2 separate regions of the Homo sapiens genome follow, and region 1 is linked to region 2. The links are chromatin contacts, found by Hi-C or POLR2A ChIA-PET in ENCODE. All regions are on one chromosome and are shown on one strand. The core of a region is the stretch at or near the end of the contact, and the rest is flanking DNA. Distances in the headings are between cores, read along the strand shown.

Region 1 (6,501 bases), core at 848-3,347, 39 kb before region 2:
AGGCATGAAGGACAACTTCCCATCCTACTGCAACCTGGAGCCCCACCCAGCTCAGTTACAAACCTAGACAGGTGAGTGACCTCGCAGATGACAGCAAATATCAGCAGACAAGTACAAAAGGTTTACAGTGTTCAGGGTGCCGTTCTATATGCCTTACATCTATTGACTCATTCCATCCTCACTGTAGCTTGTTAAGGCTGGTATTAGCACTCCCATTTTAAAGATGAAGAAACTGAGGCTTGAGGCATTAAGTAACTTGTCCAAGGTCCCACAGCTGGTAGAAGAGGGATGTGAAATCACTCTTGGAACCAGTGCACACAGCCTTCCGGAAGGACAGGCTCTCACTCAGCCAGCGATGGATTCTCCGTCCAGTCTGCAGGGGGTCTTCTGCATTGATCCCCATCCCACAAAGCTGATGACAGCATGGTGCAGTGAACAGAGGCAGGAGTTGAGCAGACCCAAGTTTCAATCCCAGCTCCTCCATTTTCTAGCTATATGACCTTGGGCGAGGGACTTGACCTTTCTGAGCCTTGGTTTTTGCTCTGCAGATAAGAATAGCACCTTGCCTATAGGGTTATTATAAGGATTAAATTAGATAATAATAGCCAGCATTTGCTAAATGCTCCCCGTGCTAAAGGCTCTGTGAGGGAAGAAGTACGGCCACTGTCTTCGTTTTACAGAAGAGGAGCTGAGCCTCAGAGAGGTTAGGTCACTTATACAGAGAAACATAGGCAATCATGGAGAAGTGGGGGCTCTTAGCTCCAGCCTCTAAGAACTACACAATGCATCCGCTCATATAATTAAACATGCCCCCAAAACAATCAGCATAGTGTCTATAACACAAAAGCTCCTCAGCACACAGCCAAAATCATTATCTGGAGGGCTTCCAGGGAGGCAGAAACTGATCAGAGAGTGCCTGTCTGGTTCTGCCCGACGCCCAATACCTGATGTGTGTCTGCAGCCCTGCAAGTGAGTGCTGGCCTCTGTTCCCAGCACAGCGGGCCCTGTGATGCCCGGCACATGGCCAGGATCTGCCTGGTGACTGAGGAGCCTTTGTCCATAGCTTAGAGCTGGTCTTGCTGACGATCAGGAGACAGCCCTGGGACCAGACTTTGACCGCAATTAGGTTTATGCTTAAAAACAGACTAATGGTAAATGCTCAACAACTGCAAAGACTCAGCCATCCTGCTAAAGCCAGAAGAGACTTTAGCAATTAGTGTCTGGTGGTGCCCACCGCAGGCTGGGCATCAACACTCAGCACTTGCTGAGCATGGAGATGCTCGTGGGCCACACCCTAGGTCTGCTGACTCAGTTGCCAGGGCTGGGGCGGAGGCATCTGCCCTTTACTTATTTATTTACTTAAGATGCAGTTTATATATAGTAAAATGCACAGATCTTAGTGTACACTTAGATGCACTTTTGAGAACTGTATATATCCATGTAACCATTGCCCAGAGAGAAGACATTTCCATGATCCCAGAAAGTTCCCTCATATGTGCATACCTTCTTTCAGTCTACCTTTCTGCCTTATTTTAACAGCGGTTAGTTTTGCTTATATTAGAAGGTTTTGCATTTGTTTGTGTTGCTTTTTGAGACAAGGTCGTGCTCTGTCACCCAGGCTGGAGTACAATGGCATGATCTTGGCTCACTGCAGCTTCAACTCCTGGGCTCAAGCCATCCTTCCCGTTTCAGCCTCCCAAGTAGCTGAGGTTACAGGCATGCGCCACCACGCCCGCTAATTTTTATATTTTTTGTAGAGACAGGGTTTTGCCATGTTGCCCAGGCTGGTCTTGCACTCCTGGGCTCAAGTGATCCTCCCACCTCGGCCTCTCAAAGTGATGGGATTACAGGCAGGAGCTATTGCACCGGCCAAAAGTTTAGGGAAGTGGAATCACCCAGAAAGTGCTCTTCTGTTTGCCTTCCTTTGCTCACCCATGGTGTGGCCTGTATCCCGTTTCCTTTCCTTCCTTTAACTTGCTGAGTAGCCATCAGCTGTGTGACTGTATCAGTTTGTTTAGCTGTTGGCCTGCTGAGGGACAGCTGGGATGTTTCCTCCACTAGAGGAAATGCATAATGTCAGGCATAATGCTGCTCTGAACCTCTGTGTACCAGCCTGTGTGAAAAAGGCAGCTGTTTGCCTTTCTCTCTATAAATACCCAGAAGTGCAATTGCTGGGTCACAGGTAGAAGTGCTAATTTTAATCACCTGTCCAGGTGCCACAGCTGCCCAGTTGGGGTGCGATTCCCCAGTCTGTTCTCTTTTAAGCCCCATGTCCAGATGCCAAGCCCCTGGAGGTTACAAGATCTGCTCTGAGTCACAGAGGAATCAGTTTTCCTAACGAGCAGTCCCTGAGTCATTCCACATTTTGATTTCCATTTAGCTTTGAAAGTTGAACCGATTCTGGGTGGTTTGTTCTGACTAATGATGTCAGCCGTTCATATGAGGGCTAAAAGCCCATGGAGATAACACAAGGAAAGTTCCGGCTGCCAAGGCATCAACCAGGTTTCATGCCCATTGAACACACTGCTAAATCGCACCATTCTCAGTCCTTCCCCTAAACTCTCCGCTAAGGGACCTCCAGGGGACCAATGCAGATCTAGCAGAGGCAGTAAAGCAAGGTGGTTAGAGTCAGTGGAGATAAAAATCCAGGTCTGTCTGGATGGTTTTAGGCAAGTTGCTTCAACTTTCTGAGCCTCAATGTCCTCATCTGTAAAATGGGCACACCACCAGTACTAACTCACGATACTGGAGTATATGAGGTATATAAAAGGAGATGGTAGGTGAGCAGCAGATGGGGGTCAGGAAGCAAAGGGAGCAGCAGTTTGAGACCCGGCCGTTATCTGAAGACCCCGGAAGCACTACCTTGCGGTCTGCTAAACATGCAGATTCTTGGGCCAGATGAAGGACTTACAGAATCAGAATGCGAGGTAAGGCCCGGCATCTGCTTTTAATTAGCCAAGTGATCCTGATGCTCACTAAAGCCTCAGAGTCCTCATCCTGGGGTGTGGACCCAAGAGGACTCTGAGGAATCGGCTGAGCTCAAGGATATAGAGACAGGTGGGGTGGGAGGACCAGGAAGGGAGTTAAGGCTTGGAAGAGCCACCATGGGCAACCGAAGGGACCGCTCTACTCCTCCACCAGGACTGTCTCCTGGCTCTGCCCCAGGGAATCCCTCTTCCACCCCTGCTCACCTAGCAAGACTCCAGCCTGGCCACACAGGTCTCCAGCCACAAGGACCTCATGTGGCCTGATGGGTCAACTCAGCTAAGTGCTAAATGCCTGTGCAAGGCAGGCATTATTGAGCCAGGGTCAAAGGTTCTGGTTCTAGGTTCGACTCCCAGCTGTGTTACTTCCTTCCTGGCTGGGTGAACGTCAGTGTGTCATTTCAGCTGGGCCATGAAAAGGGTTTGATAAGTCGTGTCTCCCTAACGGAGTTGCCAGGATTCATCAGCGCGTATGGGTTAGAAGACTTCGCGTGACGTTAGGCATGCTATGCGCGGTTGTTATGCTACAGCGCTGGGCTTATCTCGCTTCCTCTTTAGGGATGGGGATGGGGTTGGTGACCACTGATAACCTGGGAAATATTCTGCAACCCATTCTCTGAGGTTTAACACCGGTGTTCTTACAGTTGCTTCATACAAGGGTGCAAATCATGCAATCTTAATCAATCAATCAATCAATCAAATTTAAAAATCCCCCAAATCTAAAACAATCAAATGCTTAAGAGAAGCATAGACAAGGTCCCAGAGAGACACTGCACGCCCATCACCAATTAACCACAGGGACAGGCCCCCCCCTTCAGTCTGTGACCAACTGCATTTGGGATCCAGCTGCTTGCTCGGGATGAGCTGTTCTCAGTCTGTGTCCTCTTTTGTCAAATGACCATCCCCATTGCTGCAGCATCTTCCACTCCCTGCCCATCCTCCCCGGCCCCTGGTTCCTCCCGACTTCCCTATTCCAGTGCAAGGACATATCACTTTCCTGGTGGCCTGGGCTTGAAATCTCAGTGACCTTGGGCATTCTCTCCCTTCCCTGACTCCACCCCTCTAACATACACACACTCTCTGGTTTCAAACTGGCAGCTCCAGGACTATATCTGGCCCATGGAAGTGTCTTCTTTGGCCTGTGAAGTGTTTGTTATTTATTTTATGTAATATGGAGTAATTGCCAATATTGAGAACATGGGTGATCTTGCATGTAAAACTTGAAAATCTGGCGTCTCTGGCCTAAATTCTCACATGGTGCTGAGTCATGGCTCTGTCCTAGGGAAGGGGCTTGGCACCCCACTTTGCCACAATCCCCACTACTCCCTGCTGCCTCCCATCTGGCCAGACTCTCTCCTTAATATCCCCCACTGGCTCCTTTCAGACATCTGCAACTCCCGCCCATATCCATGTTCAGTTGGCTCCCAAATACGTTGCTTCTTTTTGTCAGAGTCCTTTTCAGTGATTCTTCCTGCCTCATCCATCTCCTTCTCACTTCTCAGGCCTGGCTGATGGTGATAACTGACTCCTCTAAGTCTTCCCTAGCTTTCAGGCCCAGCCATGCTAACCCTCCAGCCACTGTGTCTATCAGAACTTCAGTGTCCCTCACAGCCCACAGGATAAAGCCCCAGCTCCCCAGGGAGGCTGTGAACTACCTCATCCAACCTGAATTCTTTAATTCCTTGACCATGCACTTTGTGCAGGGCCCTGTACCAGGCACCAATGATGCAGGGTGGAGAAAAACATGTTCTCTCTCAGGGGAAGACCAGAGTAATGTCCTGAACATGTCCAAGGAGGGAAACGGTCCTGGGTCTATCTTCCAGCCTCTGCAGCCCTCCACTCTCTGTGTCTTGCCTTTCTCTCCTCCCCTACCCCATCCTGAAGGCCTCTCCTTCCACATCCGGTTCTATTCCCCTTTCTTCCAGAAGCCTCCTGCCATGGCCAGCGGGGAGTGGCTCTCAAGTTCTGTTCATGCAGGTTGTTTGTATCAGCCAATTGCTACCGGCCATTTAGAGTCGTCTTGAGGGTGCTGGTTTCATTCCCGCTTTCTCTCTCTAACTAAAGTTTAACACGCAGGGCTGAACACCTGTGTTCTCACTGCCGCCTCTGGGGCTTTTTATATTTTTCTGGGACTCCTCTAACACTGGGCATAGGACTGTTCACAGGAAGCCTCAACAAATCTCTGTTGACTTCATTCATTCATTTCAATAAACATTGACTGAGCAACCACTGGGTTGTTGGGCACTACAAACACAGAAGTGAACAAGCCAAAGGCCTGTTCTCACAAAGCTTCTCTTTTCCTGAAAGAGACAAACAAGTAAAGGGATAACCTATCACAAGATGTCTGGAAAAGAAAACAGAAGAATGTAAGAGTCAAGGTGGAAGATGGGTTCTTTTGACAGAGTGATCAAGAAAGGGCTTTCAGAGAGGACAACATTTTCACTGAGACTGACACGGTGGCAGCAGACTGGGGAGGTGGGGAAGTCCCAGGCAGAGTGATATGGTTTGGCTGTGCGCCCACCCAAATCTCACCTTGAATTGTAATGAATCCCATGTGTCAAGGGCGGGGCCAGGTGAAGATAACTGAATCATGGGGGCAGCTTCCCCCATACTGTTCTCCTGGTAGTGAATAAGTCTCATGAGATCTGATGGTTTTATAAATGGCAGTTCCCCTGCACAAGCTCTGTCTCTTGCCTGCCACCATGTAAGACATGACTTTGCTCCTCATTCACCTTCTGCCATGACAGTGAGGCCTCCCCAGCCATGTGGAACTGTGAGTCAATTAAACCTCTTTCCTTTGTAAATTACCCAGTCTCGGGTATGTCTTTATTAGCCACATGAGAACAGACTAATACACAGAGGTAGCCAGTGCAAAGGCCCTGAGGCAGAAATCACCTTGGAGGATGGGCAAGATAGAAGGGGAACAGAAAACCACTTAGGAGCTTACAGCCCTAGTTTATTTTATTTTATTTAATTTATTTATTTGTTGAGATGGAGTTTCGCTCTTATTGCCCAGACTGGAGTGCAGTGGTATGGTCTCGGCTCACTGCAACCTCTGCCTCCCAGGTTCAAGCTATTCTCCTTCCTCAGCCTCCCGAATAGCTGGGATTACAGGCACTCGCCACAACGTCCAGCTAATTTTTGTATTTTTAGTAGAGATGGGGTTTTGCCATGTTGGCCAGGCTGGTCTTGAACTCCTGACCTCAGATAATCCACCCACCTCGGCCTCCCAAAGTGCTAGGATTATAGGTGTGAGCCACTGCACCCAGCCTACGGCCCTAGTTTAGAGTCAAAGTTGACAAATGGAGAAGAACTTGTGATGAGTTTGATTTGGGCAGGAGAGATGAAGGGGACAGAGGATTTTAGTGTCAGCGACCAAAAGGATGGTAGGGTGCTGTCCAGACTGAATATTTGTGTCCATCCAAAATTCATATGAAGCTCTAACTCCCAACATATTAGGAGATAGGGCTTTGGGTAGGTAATTCAGGTTAGATGAGGTCATGAAGGTGGTCTAATG
Region 2 (5,921 bases), core at 1,082-3,581:
AATCAAGCTGGCAGGAAATAGAACTAGTTTTCCATGACTCAGTCTAATTTATCTTACAAGCCTCCATTCTGCCAGGTGGCGGAAATATTCCCCTCCTCCTTTGGCTGGAATGGCATCTAAGTTCCGAGGGCCTTATGCAGTGCCAAAGGCCCCCCCAGGGGGACACCTGGTCCCTGTTCCCAGGCTGGCTGTCAGCCTTCGGTCTGTGTAAGCCCCTGCCAAGCTGTCCTTCACCCCAAACCCAACACCATGCTGTGCTCGACGGAAACCTGGCAGGAAGACAAGCCACTACCTGGTGTCCTGCAGTTCAAATGCAGTCCTCGTGTGTTTTGTTCGGCCCATAGAGTATTTTAAATCACTACTTGCCAATATTTGAAATGGGGCATTTTCACATACGAGTGTAGATATCTGGGCTAGTCCTCTTTGCACACGTCCCCTGGGGCAGCAATCGGCTGGACCTCACTGTGTGGCAGCTGCCCCTTGAACCTGGGCTTGCCTCCTTGTGGGTTCATCACGGTCCCCACCATTTCTGACCCCTTCATTTGGCTGGATTCACTCTTTTTTTGTTATGTTTTGAGATGGAGTCTCACTCTGTCGCCCAGGCTGGAGTGCAGTGGCACGATCTCGGCTCACTGCAACCACTGTTTCCCAGGTTCAGCGATTCTCCTGCTGAAGCCTCCTGAGTAGCTGGGACTACAGGCACGCGCCATCACACCCAGCTAATTTTTGTATTATTAGTAGAGATGGGGTTTCACCATGTTGGTCAGGCTTGTCTCGAACTCCTGACCTTGTGATCCGCCAGGCTCGGCCTCCCAAAGTACTGGGATTACAGGCGTGAGCCATCACACCCGGCCTGGATTCACTCTTTTACAAAACCTACCTGGCAACATGGAAGCTCGAGGTGGCAGCCCTCACTCTTCCTCACTTCTGTCCCATTTTGGGGTCGCTGGGGATCATTTTTCTCCTCCTGCTCCTTGCTGGGGTACAGAAAAACTTTGCCGTGCTATCTCAGACCCACCTGCCGAGGGATGGCCCTTCCATCTAGGGTCTTGCTGCCTCCTATGCCCACCCCGGGCTCCACACAGGAATGGGTCACCGTGGGACACGGCCCAGGGACCTCGTTCTCGGTTTGCCTTGCTTGCTTTCAGACCTCATCCTCCTGCTATGGGAACTTTTATTTGATCTCAAGAGGCTGAAGCCTTGCCGGTCCGGCGTCTGTGTCCCCTTCCCCGCAGTGCCACATCTGTTCTATCGTCTACCTACACCAGTCCTTTCTGTTTCTCCTCCTCTTCTCGACTGTTGAAAATCAAAAACCAGGACTCTCTGTTTCCCTTTTCCTGCTGTTCACCCCTTCCTGGAGGCAGTAAGCTAACAGCTGCCTGAATTTTAGGATGTTGGGGCAATAGAGAAAACTGGGAATGAAAAACGCATTGATGAATTCAAATATATCACCCTCATCGTCTTTCTTCCCACGCCAGACACTGCACTAAGCACTTACACCCATTCTGTCCCATTTCCACGTCAAAGAGGAAATGGGGCTCAGGGAGATTCGCTGTTGGCCCGAAGTTGACAGCTAGTGAGGGGGCAGAGCTGGTACTTGAACCTGGAGCCTATCCTCTTCACCACTCACTTGCCACAAAGGCGTGGCTTTGTTTCACAGCCCCCCTTCTTGCTTCCCACACTCCAGGTCCCTGTGCATCTCCACAGGGCAGGGACCGGTGGGAATCCTTACCTAGGTGACAGTGAAAGGCTGCTGGTCGAGCTTTTCCTAAAGTCTACCTCTGAGGGTGGCTCACTCATCCCCAGCTGATTGGGGTGGATAGGGTTCCAGTTACTGACACTGTGAAATAGCCTGACCCTTGACAGCCCTCCCTCAACCCCAGCAGGAGAGTCCAGCCAGCCGGAGCAGATAGATCAGCTCCCCGGAGAAGGGCAGGGTTCAAAATGGAAGGACAAGACCAGAGGCTGAGTCACAGCCTTGGAAAATCTAGTTACAGGGTCGGGGGAGAGGCTGGCGGCCGTCAGTTTGTAAATCGGCAGTCCTCCCTGCAACCTGGACAAAGCCATTTCTCGGAAAATCCAATTAGAATTCAGAGCCTTGAGGGCCAGCCTGGATTTTCTGCTGCTCAGCAACCTGCAGAGCCTGGCCCAGCTGGCCCTTGGGCCGTCCCACATCAGAGGGCCCTGATAGCAACAGATGAACTTGTTAGTGGGCCCCCTGACAGCGGCTGTCGCTTTGTACTCGGCAGGAAGGCATTCCTTTGTCACCCCTGGTAGGCAGGAACACCTGATAAGCCATCTGTCTGGCCAGACCTCTGTGCGCCAGCGGGCTTTGCTTGGAGGCTGGTATTCCAGGCCCTGTGCAGTCTGCGGGGCTGGGATCAGTGGCTGAGTCAGTGCAGCCCCAGGCACAGACTGACACACTCTGATGTTTTCAGGTTCTCTTATGGGTGATATTGTTGGACACTTGCACCTGGGACTGATTTGGATGGCGCTATTGACCTACTGACCCTTTATTTGACCAGAAAGGAGAATGGTTTTTTGTTTTGTTTTGTTTTGGTTTTGGTTTTGGTTTTTTTTTTTTTTGTTTTTTTTTTTTTTTTTTTTTTTGAGATGGAGTCTTTCTGTCACCTAGGTTGGAGTGCAGTGGTACAACCTCGGCTCACTGCAACCTTTGCCTCCTGGATTCAAGCAATTCTCCTGCCTCAGCTTCCCAAGTAGCTGGGATTACAGGCATGTACCACCACACCCAGCTAATTTTTATATTTTTAGTAGAGACAAGGTTCCATCATATTGGCCAGGCTGGTCTCGAACTCCTGAGCTCAGGTGATCCACCCACCTCGGCCTCCCAAAGTGCTGGGATTACAGGCATGAGCCACAGTGCCCAGCCAGAATTTTTTTTTTTTTAATTCAATGTAATTCAAAGTTTAAAAATTTGCACTAATTGGGATTATGATATTGTCCTGTTAGAAGCGTCACTGTTTATTTCACCTTATATCACCTTTTAGCTAATACTGGTCACCACCGATAGTGCTGGTACTTAGATTTTGAGTCCTGCATATATGAGGTAGCCCAGCTTGGTGCTGAAGTGCACGGTCCTGTGGCTCAGCTGCCTGGGTTCACATCCCAGCTCTGCTGGTTGCTGACCATGGGCCCTTGGGTGAGTTAGTTAACCTTTTGGAGCCTCAACTTCCTCATCTGTAAAATGGGTTAGTAATAGTCCTGACCAAGTAGACGTCTGTGAAATGTAGAAAGCAATGCTTGGCTCATGAAAAGTTGCTCTCTAAAAAGAAGCTTTCGGCTGGGCAGAGTGGCTCACGCCTGTAATCCCAGCACTTTGGGAGGCCGAGGTGGGTGAATCAGTTGAAGTCAGGAGTTCGAGACCAGCTGGCCAACATGGTGAACCCTGTCTCTACCAAAAATACAAAAATTAGCCGGGCGTGGTGGCGGGTGCCTGTAATCCCAGCTATTTGTCTCTACTAAAAATACAAAAATTAGCTGGGCGTGGTGGTGGGCACCTGTAATCCCAGTCACTTGGGAGGCTGAGGCAGGAGAATCATTTGAACCCGGGAGACAGAGGTTGCAGTGAGCCAAGATCACGCCACTGCACTCCAGCCTCGGCGACAGAACAAGACTCTATGTCAAATAAATAAATAGGTAGGTAGGTAGGTAGGTAGATAGATAGATAGACAGACAGATAGATGGAAGCTTTTATTGTTGTTATTGGAGAAAAGCTCCTAACGTAAGCGAGACTGTTCTGAGTCAGGGAGAGGTTGGAGTGGTGAGGTTGCTGCTCTTGAGTGAGGGATTGGGTTGTTGGTCTCAGCAGACCTGTGGTTTGAATGGCAAGGACACAGTCCTGGTAGTTGAACTAGACTCTCCGCTGTCTCTGCAGATGCTGGAGAACCAACCATGGAGGCTCTGTGGGATTCACCCAGAGAGGCGTAAAGGCCAAGAGGAGAGCACCAGGCTGAGATTTCCTCTCCATCCCTCCTTGGATTATGAACTGTGGGAGGAGATGGGCAAAGGATGAAGGAGGAGGCTACTTAGAGGCCTTGGCTCTCAGGAAGGGGGTGGGAAGATGGGGAGAGGTAGAAGATGAGTGGGGAGCCCAAGCAGCTCTGCCCTGTGTCCTCCTGGCTGCTGGGGCCCCAGTCGCTCAGGAGGAGGAAGCCACGGCCAGACGTGCTGAGTTAATGACCTTGTGGGCTGCCAGGGGAGGTGGGAGCCGCCACCCAGTCTCGTGGAAATTCCCTGATGACGGGTGGCTGAGAACCTCTGTGCACTGGAACCACCCTCTGGTTCTAGGCCTTTTTCTTATTTTTTGTTTCTTCTTTTTCTTGATGCATAATTTATGTTCAGTGAGGTGCAAAATTCTCAGGAGGCTGGCTTGATCAATTTTTTTTTTTTTTTGAGATGGAGTTTTGCTCTTGTTGCCCAGGCTAGACTGTAATGGCGCAATCTCGGCTCACTGCAACCTCTGCCTTCCAGGTTCAAGCGATTCTTCTGCCTCAGCCTTCTGAGTAGCTGGAATTACAGGCATGTGCCACCAAGCCTGCCTAATTTTTGTATTTTTAGTAGAGACAGGGTTTCACCATGTTGGCCAGGCTGCTCTGGAACCCCTGACCCCAGGTGATCCACCCACCTTGGCCTCCCAAAGTGCTGGGATTACAGGCGTGAGCCACCATGCCCAGCCAATGAATTTTTACATATGTATATACTCATATAGCCACTGCCTGGATCAAAATCAAGAACATTCCCTGACCCAAAGAAGGTTCCCCTTGTATCCTCTTCCAGTCAAAACCCCTAAAAATAACCTCAGCTTGAACCTTCATCACCATAAATTAATTTTGCCTATTTTTGAACTTCAAATAAACAGAAATCATGCAGTATGTATTCTTTTGTGTCTAGCTTCTTTCATCATCATTGAGTCTGGGAGATCCAGCCAGGATGTTGTGTATAGCTGTATTCTTCTTCTTCGTTGCTGTGTAATACTCCATTGTATGAATATACCATAATTTATATTTTCATTCTCCCATTGATGAGCTTTAGGGTTGTTTCTAGTTTGGGGCTATTATGAATAAAACAGCTATGATCATTTGTGCGCATGGCTTTGGCACCCAGGAGCATTCATTTCTGCCAGGCATGCACACAGGAGTGTTTCCAAGCCTTGTAGTCATTCTACTTGAAAATGCTCCAAGATAAGGCAAAAGGGACCTAGTGTGTGTCCCTCACCTCCCCACCCCATACCCACTCTAGACCAGGCTCTGGGCTCCAGGCATGGGAGCTGAGAGGCAGAAAGAAGAGAGAGGGCACCACGCCGCAGCAGCCACATTCAGAAGAAGATGTAAAAACCCCTCTTGCCAGGTGGGTGTGGTGGCTCATGCCAGTAATTCCAACACTTTGGGAGGCCAAGGTGGCTGGGTCACCTGAGGTCAGGAGTTCAAGACCAGTCTGGCCAACATGGAGAAACCCCGTCTCCACCAAAAATACAAAAATCAGCTGGGCGCAGTGGCAGGCGCCTGTAATCCCAGCTACTTGGGAGGCTGAGGCAGGAGAATCACTTGAACCTGGGAGGCGGAGGTTGCAGTGAGCCGAGATTGCCCCGTTGCACTCCAGCCTGGGTGACACAGTGAGACTCTGTCTTAAAAACAAACAAACAAATAAACAAACCCTCTTGCCAACAGCACTTCCGCTTTTAAAAAGGTCATCTGGTCTTTTGCTGGAAATGTGTGCATGAGAGGTTTTCTGAGCCTTGGGAGAAGGTTCCCTTCCCGATGGTGCCTGTTGACCTGAGATGATCTAGTCTAATCTTCCCATTTTACAGGTAGGAACTGGTGTCCAGGGAAGGGAAGTGATGCTTCCAAAGCCACACAGCTGGTAAATGACAGGGTCAGGAACACCAAGTGCCTTAGCTTCCA

Evidence for each region. A loop is a pair of places that touch in the nucleus more often than their neighbours do. ChIA-PET counts read pairs that join two places held with the same protein, here RNA polymerase II (POLR2A). Pooled maps may share reads with other maps.
Region 1: a loop to region 2 is called in a map of astrocyte of the cerebellum, with 9 times the contacts of the local background. The contact joins two enhancer-like sites. A Hi-C loop is called at or near these places in 4 of 168 maps with a recorded cell type or tissue (Caco-2, PC-3, astrocyte of the cerebellum and 1 more) and 2 of 50 pooled maps. POLR2A ChIA-PET finds 5 or more read pairs at or near these places in 4 of 52 experiments (HEK293, OCI-LY7, activated CD4-positive, alpha-beta memory T cell and 1 more).

The regions. Positions count from the first base shown.
Region 1 is chr1:15,174,872-15,181,372 of GRCh38, reverse strand. The region is part of intron 1 of TMEM51 (transmembrane protein 51); the gene reads right to left. Among named protein-coding and RNA genes, the nearest start is that of TMEM51-AS2, 6.5 kb to the right of the region's middle. Within about 2 kb of position 2,097, at least 16 of the 41 ENCODE cell types and tissues checked have a DNase peak (open chromatin) inside an H3K27ac peak, as active enhancers do.
Region 2 is chr1:15,136,306-15,142,226 of GRCh38, reverse strand. The region is part of intron 1 of TMEM51-AS1 (TMEM51 antisense RNA 1); the gene reads left to right. Among named protein-coding and RNA genes, the nearest start is that of TMEM51-AS1, 13 kb to the left of the region's middle. Within about 2 kb of position 2,331, at least 6 of the 41 ENCODE cell types and tissues checked have a DNase peak (open chromatin) inside an H3K27ac peak, as active enhancers do.